Regions from separate parts of the Homo sapiens genome. Here region 1 is linked to region 2. Evidence: chromatin loops called from intact Hi-C (ENCODE). Cell type or tissue: HepG2. All regions are shown on one strand. Each heading gives the region's core, and the rest is flanking DNA. Links, peaks and the distances in the headings are about the cores only.

The links. A loop is a pair of places that touch in the nucleus more often than their neighbours do. Peaks named below come from ENCODE experiments on the same cell type or tissue, not always from the same donor. Only the 100,000 strongest peaks of a DNase experiment are listed, where the experiment ranks them.
Region 1: a loop joins it to region 2, with 2.2 times the contacts of the local background. A loop is called at or near these places in 1 of 110 quality-filtered maps.

The regions. Positions count from the first base shown.
Region 1 is chr4:94,426,511-94,431,899 of GRCh38, reverse strand. No RefSeq gene overlaps it. Among named protein-coding and RNA genes, the nearest start is that of PDLIM5, 23 kb to the left of the region's middle. In HepG2, for the core only: no CTCF peak of the experiment used is centred there; a DNase peak (open chromatin) is centred at 2,859.
Region 2 is chr4:94,561,845-94,567,233 of GRCh38, reverse strand. The region is part of intron 3 of PDLIM5 (PDZ and LIM domain 5); the gene reads right to left. Among named protein-coding and RNA genes, the nearest start is that of PDLIM5, 110 kb to the right of the region's middle. In HepG2, for the core only: no CTCF peak of the experiment used is centred there; DNase peaks (open chromatin) are centred at 623 and 2,783.

The DNA of each region.
Region 1 (5,389 bases), core at 199-5,198, 140 kb after region 2:
GAGAAAATAGTTTCACCTTGTAATTTTAAAAAGGGCTTTGAAGATGTTTGTAGCTTTGGCAGTGTTCCAGAAGCAGCAGATCAGAGTGATCCAGTGGAGCAGAGTGATCCCGCTTAATATAGAATGCTGCAGCCCTGAAGTCTCATGAAAGCCATGATATTGTCTGGAGCAACCAAATGTGTGGTTAATACACATGGGCCCAGCCTTCCACTGGGAGATACTTGTCAAGATTTCCTTAGAAATGAGTTGTACTGCTGGGAGGAGTGGCTCACGCCTGTGATCCCCGCACTTTGAGAGGCTAAGGTGGGCAGATGGCTTGAGCCCAGGAGTTTGAGACCAGTCTGGCCAACATAGCAAGACCCCATTTCTACTAAAACACAAAAAATTAGCTGGGTGTGGTGGCATGCACCAGTAGTCCCTGCTATTTGGGAGGCTAAGGTGAGAAAATCACCTAAGCCCGTGAGGTCAAGGTTGCAGTGAGCTGTGATTTTACCACTGCACTCCAGCCTGGGTGACAGAGTGAGACTCTGCCTCAAAAAAAAAAAAAAAAAAAGAGAGAGAGAAATGAGTTGTGCATCTAAAAAGAACACATCAAACAATACAAATATTAACAATATTTTCTTTTGTTTTTCTCTTTACCTACATTGAGACAAAGTTTTTACAATACACAATTAAGCACCTATTCTAGTGTGTTAGATTGTTGGCAATATTTTAAAAACCAGTACTGGAGCTAGTCCAATTATTTCTGATTAGCTCTTTCTTTGTGCCTCTGCTAGGGAAAAACAATGGGTATCTCCAAACATTTGACTAGTGGTAGTTAAGCATAATAGGGTCTAGAAGGATTATAGGAAAACAAATGATAGGAAACACTTCATTAAACTATCTAGATAGCTAGAGATGCTCAAGCTTCATTCATTCAAAAAATATTTATTAAGCACCTGCTTTATGACAGGCATTGTTTTATTTGCTTATTTGTCTTGAGATAGGGTCTCACCCTGTCACCCAGGCTGCTGAAGTTCAGTGGTACGATCTTGGCTCACTGCAACCTCTGCCTCCCAGGCTCAAGTGATCCTCCCACCTTAGCCACCTAAGTAGCTAGGACTACAGACACGTGCTGCCATCCTCAGCTAATTTTTAAACTTTCTGTAGAGACGAGGTCTCAAACTCCTGGGCTCAAATGATCCTCTGGCTTCTGCCTCCCAAAGTGCTGGGACTACGGGGATGAGCCACCACATACAACCCAAGCGCTGTTTTAGGAATGTGACTCTGGTGATTTAAAAAATGTCTTTGCCCTCAGGAACTTAACATTTTGATGTGTATCACAGGCAATAAAACACGTACGTACATTATTTTTGAGTGATGCTAAATGCTAGAAAGACTGATAAAGCATGGCAAGGGAATCATGAGTAATGGTGTGATGGGATGAGATGATATTTTAGGGCAAGAGCTTTCTGAGGAGGTGACATTTAAGCAGACTACTGAGTGATATAAGAGTGAGCTTCACAAAAATTTGAGGAAAAGTACTTCAGACAGAATAAAAAGCAAAAAACAAACAAAAACTAAAAAATATCTTGAGAAGCAAATGTATTGAAGCTGTTTTTAGTATAGTACAGAGGCAGGTTTTGCTAAAACGAACTAGAGAGAAGTTGGAAGTCAGAGAAGTAGACAAAGACTAGATGATTGCAGGCTTTGCAGACTATGAAAAAGTCCTTGAGTTTCACTCTAGTGCAACAGAAAGTTATTAGAGGGTTTTTGACAGGAGTAGGACATAATTTCATATATGAAGGCTTTAAAAGGCAAAAGTGGAGTGAGAGAGACCAGTTAGGGGAGGGATGGTGGCTCCGATCTAGCTGTGGTAGCATCAGATATGGTAAGAAGCTGTAGAATATTGCAAATATTTTGGGAGTGGATTTGAAAAGAGTTGCTGATGGCTTAAGTGTAGAGAGTAATTAAAACAAAAAGAAGAGCCAGGAATGATCCCAACATTTTGGCCTTGAGCATATGAATGAACGGGGTGTCATTTACTGGAATATAGATAGCAGTCAAGGCAAATGAGAGAGCAAAGGTTTCTAAGAGAAAAGCAGAGTACTGCCTGATGATATAAATATATATAAAAACTCAATAAGAAATGTCAAAATTTTAGGAGCTGCAACATAAAGATCATATTTATACAAATGTCATGAGACTTTAATATTATTCATGTTTCTAGAAGGGGGATAAGTTTGGGCAGAGATGCTTTAACTTTTCCTTTTTATACATTTCAATGCCTGTTCAAGCTTTTAAAAATTTTGTTCATGTGTCACTTTCATTTAAAAATGTCTTAATGTAGCAATAACAAGGTAATAAGAATTAATAGTTAAATGAGAGATGTTATATAAACAGATAGGATTGTTACCCTGTTTATGAATTACTCTTATTTTAAAATTTAATATACCAATTACAAGGTAGTAAGAATTTTAATAAGTTAAATGAGAGATCCTATAAAAGCAGATAAAATGAAAAGTCAACTGCATTTACCTGCTTTACCGGTTTTAAAACTATCCAACCTCTAAACACTTTCATGAGCCTTACAAGAAGACAAGTGTGTCTTCAGAGCTCCCTTCTAACTTTATATTTGACATAAACTCCGACTTGTTCCTTAGTTTAAAGTTTGCTTTCTTTTCCCAGCTATGCTTTACACAGCTCCACTTGTAGTATGATATGCCCTGCCTCAGGCTCTAAAATGGTTTATACACATCTCTCTCAAAAGCATTTGTCATCTGTCCCTAATCCAGTGACTGCTACAGACCCAAACCAGTTGGCCTTGATCAGCTCAATGAGGCCTGTTTGTTTGCTCTTTGGAACTAGGTAGCAAATACAAGGGTATTCCAACTTGCCATATTACCTGATGCCTTCAACATGAAATCAGTTAGCACAGTGGCTGTAATGAAGTCACTCTTTCTGTTTAGATAAGGGAGTAGCCAAAGCTCTCAAGGACATTTTCACAGACTCCTATAGAGAAGGGATTAGGGTCTCTATTAATATACTCAGTCCTGGGATTCCTGGAACATGGGCTATTCTACTGATTTTTTTCCCCTCACATTCTTCCAATGAGTTACCCTTCATCTCCCCATACTGGGGTCTTATTTCAAGGGTGTTTACTAGCTCACTTATAATGTCAACTTGCTATTTTTAAAGATGTGATTATCAAATCATTAATTCATTTTAATGTCAGCTTTATTGAAGGGTAATTTTAAATGTACAATTCAGTGAGTCTTGACAAATGTATACAGCTGTGTAACTCCCATCATAGTAAAGAAATAGAACAATTCCATCACCCCAAAGGGTTTCTTCATTGCCCCTTTGTAGTTAATCCTCTCTCCCTAATCCACACACACCCAGATTCTGGCGACTGCTGATCTATCTGTTGCTATAGTTTTGCCTTTTCTACAACTTCATGTAAATGGAATCATATAGAGTTTTGTGGATGGCTTCTTTACCTTCACATAATAATTTTGAGATTCATCCCTGTCTTGTGTGTATATGTAGTTTGTTCCTTTTTATTGCTGTGTAGTATTTCGTTGTATGACTATCCCACATTTTGTTCATCCATTCACCAGTTGATTGATGTTTGTTTATAGTTTACACAAATTTGCTTATGAGTTTTTGTGTGAATTAAGAAGTAGGATTGCAGGGTTGGGTTTAAATCTACCATCTTATTATTTATTTTCTATTTCTCCCATCTGTTTCCTGTTCCTTTTTTGGCCTATTTTCCTGCATTCTTCTGGTTTAATTATATTTAGTATTTCATTTTGTCTCCACTATTAGTTTATTAGCTTTAGCTCTTTGTTTTATTTTTTTCTTGGTTTCTCCAAGGACCTACAATATACTTTTGTTGAGACAAGGTCTTGCTCTGTTGCCCAGGCTGGAGTGCAGTGGTGAGATCATGGCTCACTATAGCCTCAAACTCCTGGGCTCAGGCTATCCTCCCACCTCCCAAGTAGATGGGACTATGGGTGTGCACAAGCACACCTGCCTAATTATTAATTTTTTGTAGAGATGGGTCTCACTTTGTTGTCTAGGCTGGTCTTCAACTCCCAGGCTCAAGCAATCCTTCCAGCTCTGCCTCCCAAAGTGCTAAGATTACAGGCATGAGGCACCATACAGTATTCATTCAAATAATATAATATTGCTTCACACATAATATTAAAAAAGATAACAATATTCTTCCATTTCCCATCATCTTTTGTGCTATTTTTGTCCTATGCAATACTTTACATGTATTATAAACACTACAATGAATCATTATTATTTTTGCTTTAGCCAATCATCTTTAATTAGGTTTAAAAGAATTTCCAGCCAGGCACAGTGACATGCACCTGTAATCATAGCTACTCAGGAGGCTGAGGTGGAGGATTGCTTGAGCCCAAGAGTTTGAGATCAGCCTGGGCAATATAGTCAGACCCCATCTCAATAATATCCCATTATTTTAACCATTGCTTGGATCAGGGAGGCATTATTCTTTGTGTAGAACCAAATTTCCATCTGGTATCATTTTCTTCTTGCCTGATAAACTTCCTCTAATGTCTTTTCTATAAGGTGGGTCTGCTGGTAGTAAGGTGGCTTGGCTTTTATTCCCTAAAAATGTCTTTATTTCTCCTCCATTTTGTTTTCTTTAAGAGACAAGGTCTTACTTTATGCTCAGGCTGGACTCACACTCCTGGGCTCAAGCAGTCCTCCAACCTCAGCCTCCCAAGTAGCTGGGGCTACAGGTGTGTGCCACTATGCCTGGCTCATCTTCATTTTGAAAGACGTTTTCATTTAGTATCAGTCCTAGGTTGGCAGGTTTTATTTTGTTTTTGTTATTTTCCTTTTCAGTACTTTAAGGTTGCTGTTCCATGTCTTCTGGCTTACATAGTTTCTGACAAGAAGTCTGTTGTTATTCTTATCTTTGTACCCCTGTATTTTTTTTCACTCAGGCTGCCTTTAAGATTTTTGTCTTCATCAACAGCTTTCAGCAGTACATTTATTTATTTATTATTTAATTTTAGATTCATGGGGTACATGTGCAGATTTGTTACAACTGTCTGTTGTGTGATGCTGAGAGTTGGGCTTCTATTGATCCTATCACCCAAATAATAAGCATAGTATCCATTAGGAAGTTTTTCAATCCTTTCTCCCTCCCTGGCTCCCTGTTTTTGGAGCCCCCAGTGTCTATCATTCCCATCCTCATGTCTGTTGTACCCAATGAGTAGTTCCTGCTTATAAGTGAGAATATGCAATATTTGGTTTTTGTTTTTGTGTTAATTCACTAAGGATAATCCATTCTACTTGCCTTTTTATGGCTGTGTAGTTTTCCATAGTGTATATCTACCACACTTTTTTTATCCAATCTACCATTGATGGGCAT
Region 2 (5,389 bases), core at 289-5,288:
ATCACGAGGTCAGGAGATCGAGATCATCCTGGCTAACACGGTGAAACCCCGTCTCTACTAAAAATACAAAAAAATTAGCCAGGTGTGGTGGCGGGCGCCTGTAGTCCCAGCTACTCGGGAGGCTGAAGCAGGAGAACAGCGTGAACCGGGAGGCGGAGCTTGCAGTGAGCCGAGGTTGTGCCACTGCACTCCAGCCTGGGCGACAGAGCGAGACTCCGTCTCATAAAACAAACAAAGAAACAAACAAAAACCACCAAATATAGTTAAGATTCATATTAGGAGAATAAGCATCAATAACAGAACCATATTCAAAATTCTTTTTCACAGGCTTTAAACAATGTATATAAAATTAACTGCTTCCGGAAAACTTTCATAAAGGTCAGATGCTGAATGAGGGTCATATACAGGATAATAGTAGTATCAGCAAGCACAATTCATAATCTGAAGTTTGACTATTTATTTTTTTCTTCCTTTCAAGAAAAGCTTAGAGCCCTAAAGAGACAGAGTTCCCGCCTTTCATATTCAGGCCTTCTCTTACGAAGCTCTTTGTTGATACAGGAATTCTTTGAGGAATAGAACAAATAGCTGAATAAAGGTTGCATTAGGCAACATATAGTTTCTTTGTTGACATGAGGGTCATAATACCTCCCTTGCAGAACTGTTTTGAGGACGCAATGAGGTAATGTATGTAACATATCTGGTGGAGTGCTTGACACAAAGTAAGCAGTGATAGAAGGCACCTTCCCCGTAAGCAGATGACCTAAACTCTGGAGTTCTGGAAATTATTCTATTTCTGATTATATACTATTAGAATCAAATTACTAACAGGATCAATTTCAAGGAAAACAGTAACAACAAAAAAACCTAGAGATAAGCAAGAAAATATCACTTAATGAGTACCTACCAAATGCCAATAATTTCACTTGACCCATCATATAAATTATCTCATTTATTCTTCCTGACAAAGTAGTATGTTCTCATTTTAAATATAGGAAACAGAAGCCCAAATAGGCTAATTTGACCAAAACTTAAATTTGAAAGTGGCAGAAGCCGGATTAGAACCCAAGTGGTCCAGAAGCCTATATGCAGCCCTAACATTCTACCTTCTGGCTGCCTTCTGGAATAACATCAAAGAGAAAGTTATAAAATAACTTTGGTAAAGAATTTCAGAGAGTAATGGCTCCAAACAATGAATAACTACTTTCTATTAACAAACAGCTATTCATTTTCAATGACATGTTTATAGAATGCCATTTTTGGTTTAATTCAAGTAAACACAGAAGTTACTCATTGTATATAATATATACATATATGTCTATGTGTATTCAATATATACAGATACATAATATATCTGCCTATCTATAGAGTGAACACTTTACAGACTGTACAATATGCACATAAATAAGAGATTAAGTTCTTCACAAAATTCCCAGTGAAAGTTCAGTAAGTAGATGCAAAAACAAAGAACAGGTTTCAGTCCATTGTTCTTTACTTTTCCAGAAAAGAGGAGTATTTTTTCCCTATACTAACAGGAAATCTCTAATAATTTCATTTTTCAGCAGGATGGGGTTGGAGGTTCCTTAGTGAATACCTTCTCTGGTGCTAAATTGGGTGTTCTATTTAAAATAGTAACCAGCTTCTGACATTAGTAGTCATGCAGATCCCAAGATACCACATCACATAATCTTCTTGTGGGTCTTGAGAAAATAAAGGAAGTGGCATCATGGTCCCCATTACAACTATCGATGGTGACATGCTACCAATAACAGAATGAATTAGATTTCAGGACTGATGTGTGCCCCATGATACAGGGGGCTGCATACTGAGCATGCAAGATTGACAGAAATAACTACGATGGTTCCTTCTAATTTTGTTTTGACTACACATTCATATAACTGCATATATACCTAATCACTGAATAATACATTTTTTATCGTGTTCAGCTCTTTTTGAATCAGCCTGTATTTTTATAAACATACAAACAAACACCCTTATATTATAGTCAAAATCTAGCTCCTGTCAACCTGTTTATCCTGTAAGGATTAATATGGCCTTCTGCATTACCAGAAATTATTTAACCAATCAACTTATCATTCCCAACTGGTAATTATTTTACCCAGCATCACTTCAAGTTCAAGGGCAACACTCATGCTGTGTCTTTTCCTTAAAACAATTTATTTCATTAATTTATTAATTAGTTCCACAAATATTTATTAAACCCATGATACAGAAGGCTCTGTTGTAGGAGGTGGGGCAATGGTAATGAATAAAACAGACGGGCTGGGCGTGGCGGCTCATGCCTGTAATCCCAGCACTTTGGGAGGCCGAGGCGGGCGGATCACGAGGTCAGGAGATCAAGACCATCCTGGCTAACACGGTGAAACCCCGTCTCTACTAAAAATACAAAAAAATTAGCTGGGCGTGGTGGCACTCACCTGTAGTCCTAGCTACCTGGGAGGCTGAGGCAGGAGAATCGCTTGAACCCAGGAGGTGGAGGTTGCAGTGAGCTGAGATGGCCCTACTGCACTCCAGCCTGGGAGACAAAGCAAGACTCTGTCAAAAAAAAAAAAAAAAAAAGAGACAAAATTCCTCCTTTGAAGGTGCTTACATCCATTTGAGAGAGGCAGACTAACAAGCAAAATATTTCACATGGTAGTAAGTGCCATGGAGCATAATAAAGCAAGACACAGGAAAGGACACACTATTTTATACAAAAGGGTCAGAGAAGGCCTCTCTAATGAGGTGAACTCTGAACAGAAACCTGAAGTACGGAATTCCTGGCAGTCCAAATAGCAAGTGCAAAGTCCTGAGGCAGGAATGTACCAGTGGGGCTAGAAAGGTTCCAGGAAAAGCTGGGGAAAGCAGTGAGAGATAAAGCTGCAGAGATGGCTGGGGGCAGAACACATAAAGTACATGAACCCATTACAAGGAATTGGTCTTTTATTCTGAGTGAGATAGAAAAGTATTTCTAAGGCCGGGCACGATGGCTCATGCTTGTAATCCCAGCACTTTGGGAGGCCAAGGGGGGTGGATCACAAGGTCAGGAGATCTAGACCACCCTGGCCAACATGGTGAAACCCTGTCTCTATTAAGAATACAAAAATTAGCCAGGTGTGGTGGCGCACGCCTGTAGTCCCAGCTACCCAGGAGGCTGAGGCAGGAGAATCGCTTGAACCTGGGAGGTGGAGGCTGTAGTAAGCCGAGACTGCACCTCTGCATTTCAGCCTGGGAGACAGAGTAAGACTCTGTCTCAAAACAGAAAAAAAAAAAAAAAAGAAAGAAAGAAAAAAAAAAAAGAAAAATTGCTAAATGCAGTACTTCATTTTGGAAGAAGATTAAATCCAAATCTCAGTGTTAAGCAATAAATGATCTGTACAAGCCTACTTACTAAAAGAAAGGAAGAGAGAAGGAATAAAAACTGCCCCAAATCTTAAATATATTGTGATGAACAAAACACAAATAGAAAACAACAAAATATCTAATTTGTCTTTCATCTTTTCAAAGTATGAGACATGCTATTTGAGGTTCACCTTTATATGCACCCTGTCCTATGCTAATACCAGAGGCACATCTCTTTTTCTATTCCTGTCCAGGCTAAACGTGTTAAATTGCAAACCTTTTTTGTAAAGTGAGTATTTTAAAGTATTTCAATAAAATTTAAGGGGATAAGTATTCCAGCATTCAACACAGCCTTATTAGGAAAACAAAGTCAGTCTGCTATCTTCTGTGTAGAACACATGAAATGAAGATTCTTCACAATCTCAACTTAGCTTTTTCCAGTTACGTAACACTTAAAAAATAACTTTGGGTGAGTTTAGATATTTTTAAAAATCTGGAGTTATTCATAAGAATCAAGGAATTTAAAAATTAGTGATCAAATGTGGCTACTTTAGCCATACATAGGCCAAGTCTATCCTTGTTTAATAACTTCAAGATGAGCCTTTAATTTCACATTCATTAATAAGTAGAATCTTGTCCAACATCCTTATCACTAAATCTCATATTATTAAATTAAGTCAAGGCATTCAAAGTGATAATAATATCTACATCTAAAAATAGGAACTTAAAAGCCAGCTAAATTTTCAAATATTTATTTTTACAACTTCTTATATTATTTGTGATTTATCTCACATTTATACCATCACAGAACTGAAACTCATTCAACTGTTTATTAATAATCTTTATTTTTGTTTATAGAAAACTGAATTTTGCTTATAATAGAAGACTTGTTTATATTACTGATTGATAATTTAATGGATTTTGTTGAAAATTTAAGCAAATTAGAATCCCAAAGCTCTTCAGTATTAAAGTATTAGTATCTTTTTTTCTAACAAGGGAACCATAGAAAACATAAATTATATTCTTCTTCTTCTGATACCTTTTCTATGTTACAGTTTAAAAAACTGAAACCACAGCCAATTAGCAACACATTATGTCTAATTTACCAAAAGGTAAGCTTCTTAAATTCCCAAGAGAATTAATGCACCCTCTCTCCACCACTCTTTGAATCTAATAGATTAAGAAATGACCTAAAATGCTGCTGAACATACACAAGTCACAACGTATGTTACTCACATCATGGAATCTCAACACCCAAACTGGACTATACTTGTTCAATGGGACAAATCCACTAAACAAAAACCTTGAGAACTGTGGCAATGTGAAATTGCTACAAAAGTTCCTAAATGCTTATTCTCAATTTCAGTGCTTATCTCCCTACAGACCAGGAACAAACAGTTTAGACTGGTACCAGTCCAGGACCCACAGATTAAATAGCACTGACCTGGAAAACTGTTTTCACACTTTTATCACAGTGGGTATCAGAAATACATTTTGTATCATTATCTACCTAATACAAGTATGAAGCAATAACATACATATTTTCCTGTGGAACCTATTAAAATATATTATTTTTATTTGCAAAACAAAAACAAACTAGCTTGGGGGAAAGGATGCTGGTCTTGACCCAAAAAAACTGAATATATAAGCCTCAGTTTGATAAACACCAACCTTGACTCAAAGGTGGAGCTCTCAGAAAGGTCTGGAGGCCTGATAGGCCACATAATAAACAAGATGACTGGTTAATAGGGGTCACAAACAAATGTCCACTGAATTGCAGTGAAAAAGCCCATTCATAAAATACTATTAAACTATTTTAACTTTTAAAAAATTCTGCACGCAATGATATCCTCAAAGACATAAAATAAGCAGATCTACCAACAACACAATTAACACAGAGCTCTGGCTAGTACATGTCTGCAAAGCTCACTGCCACCAAATTTGCTTCTGACATAATCAAAATTACTAAGAAGAACAGAAATGCTGACCATGATTATGCTGACCATGGATTACTATATGTGTTGTTCCAACAATAACATCCTGTAGCAAG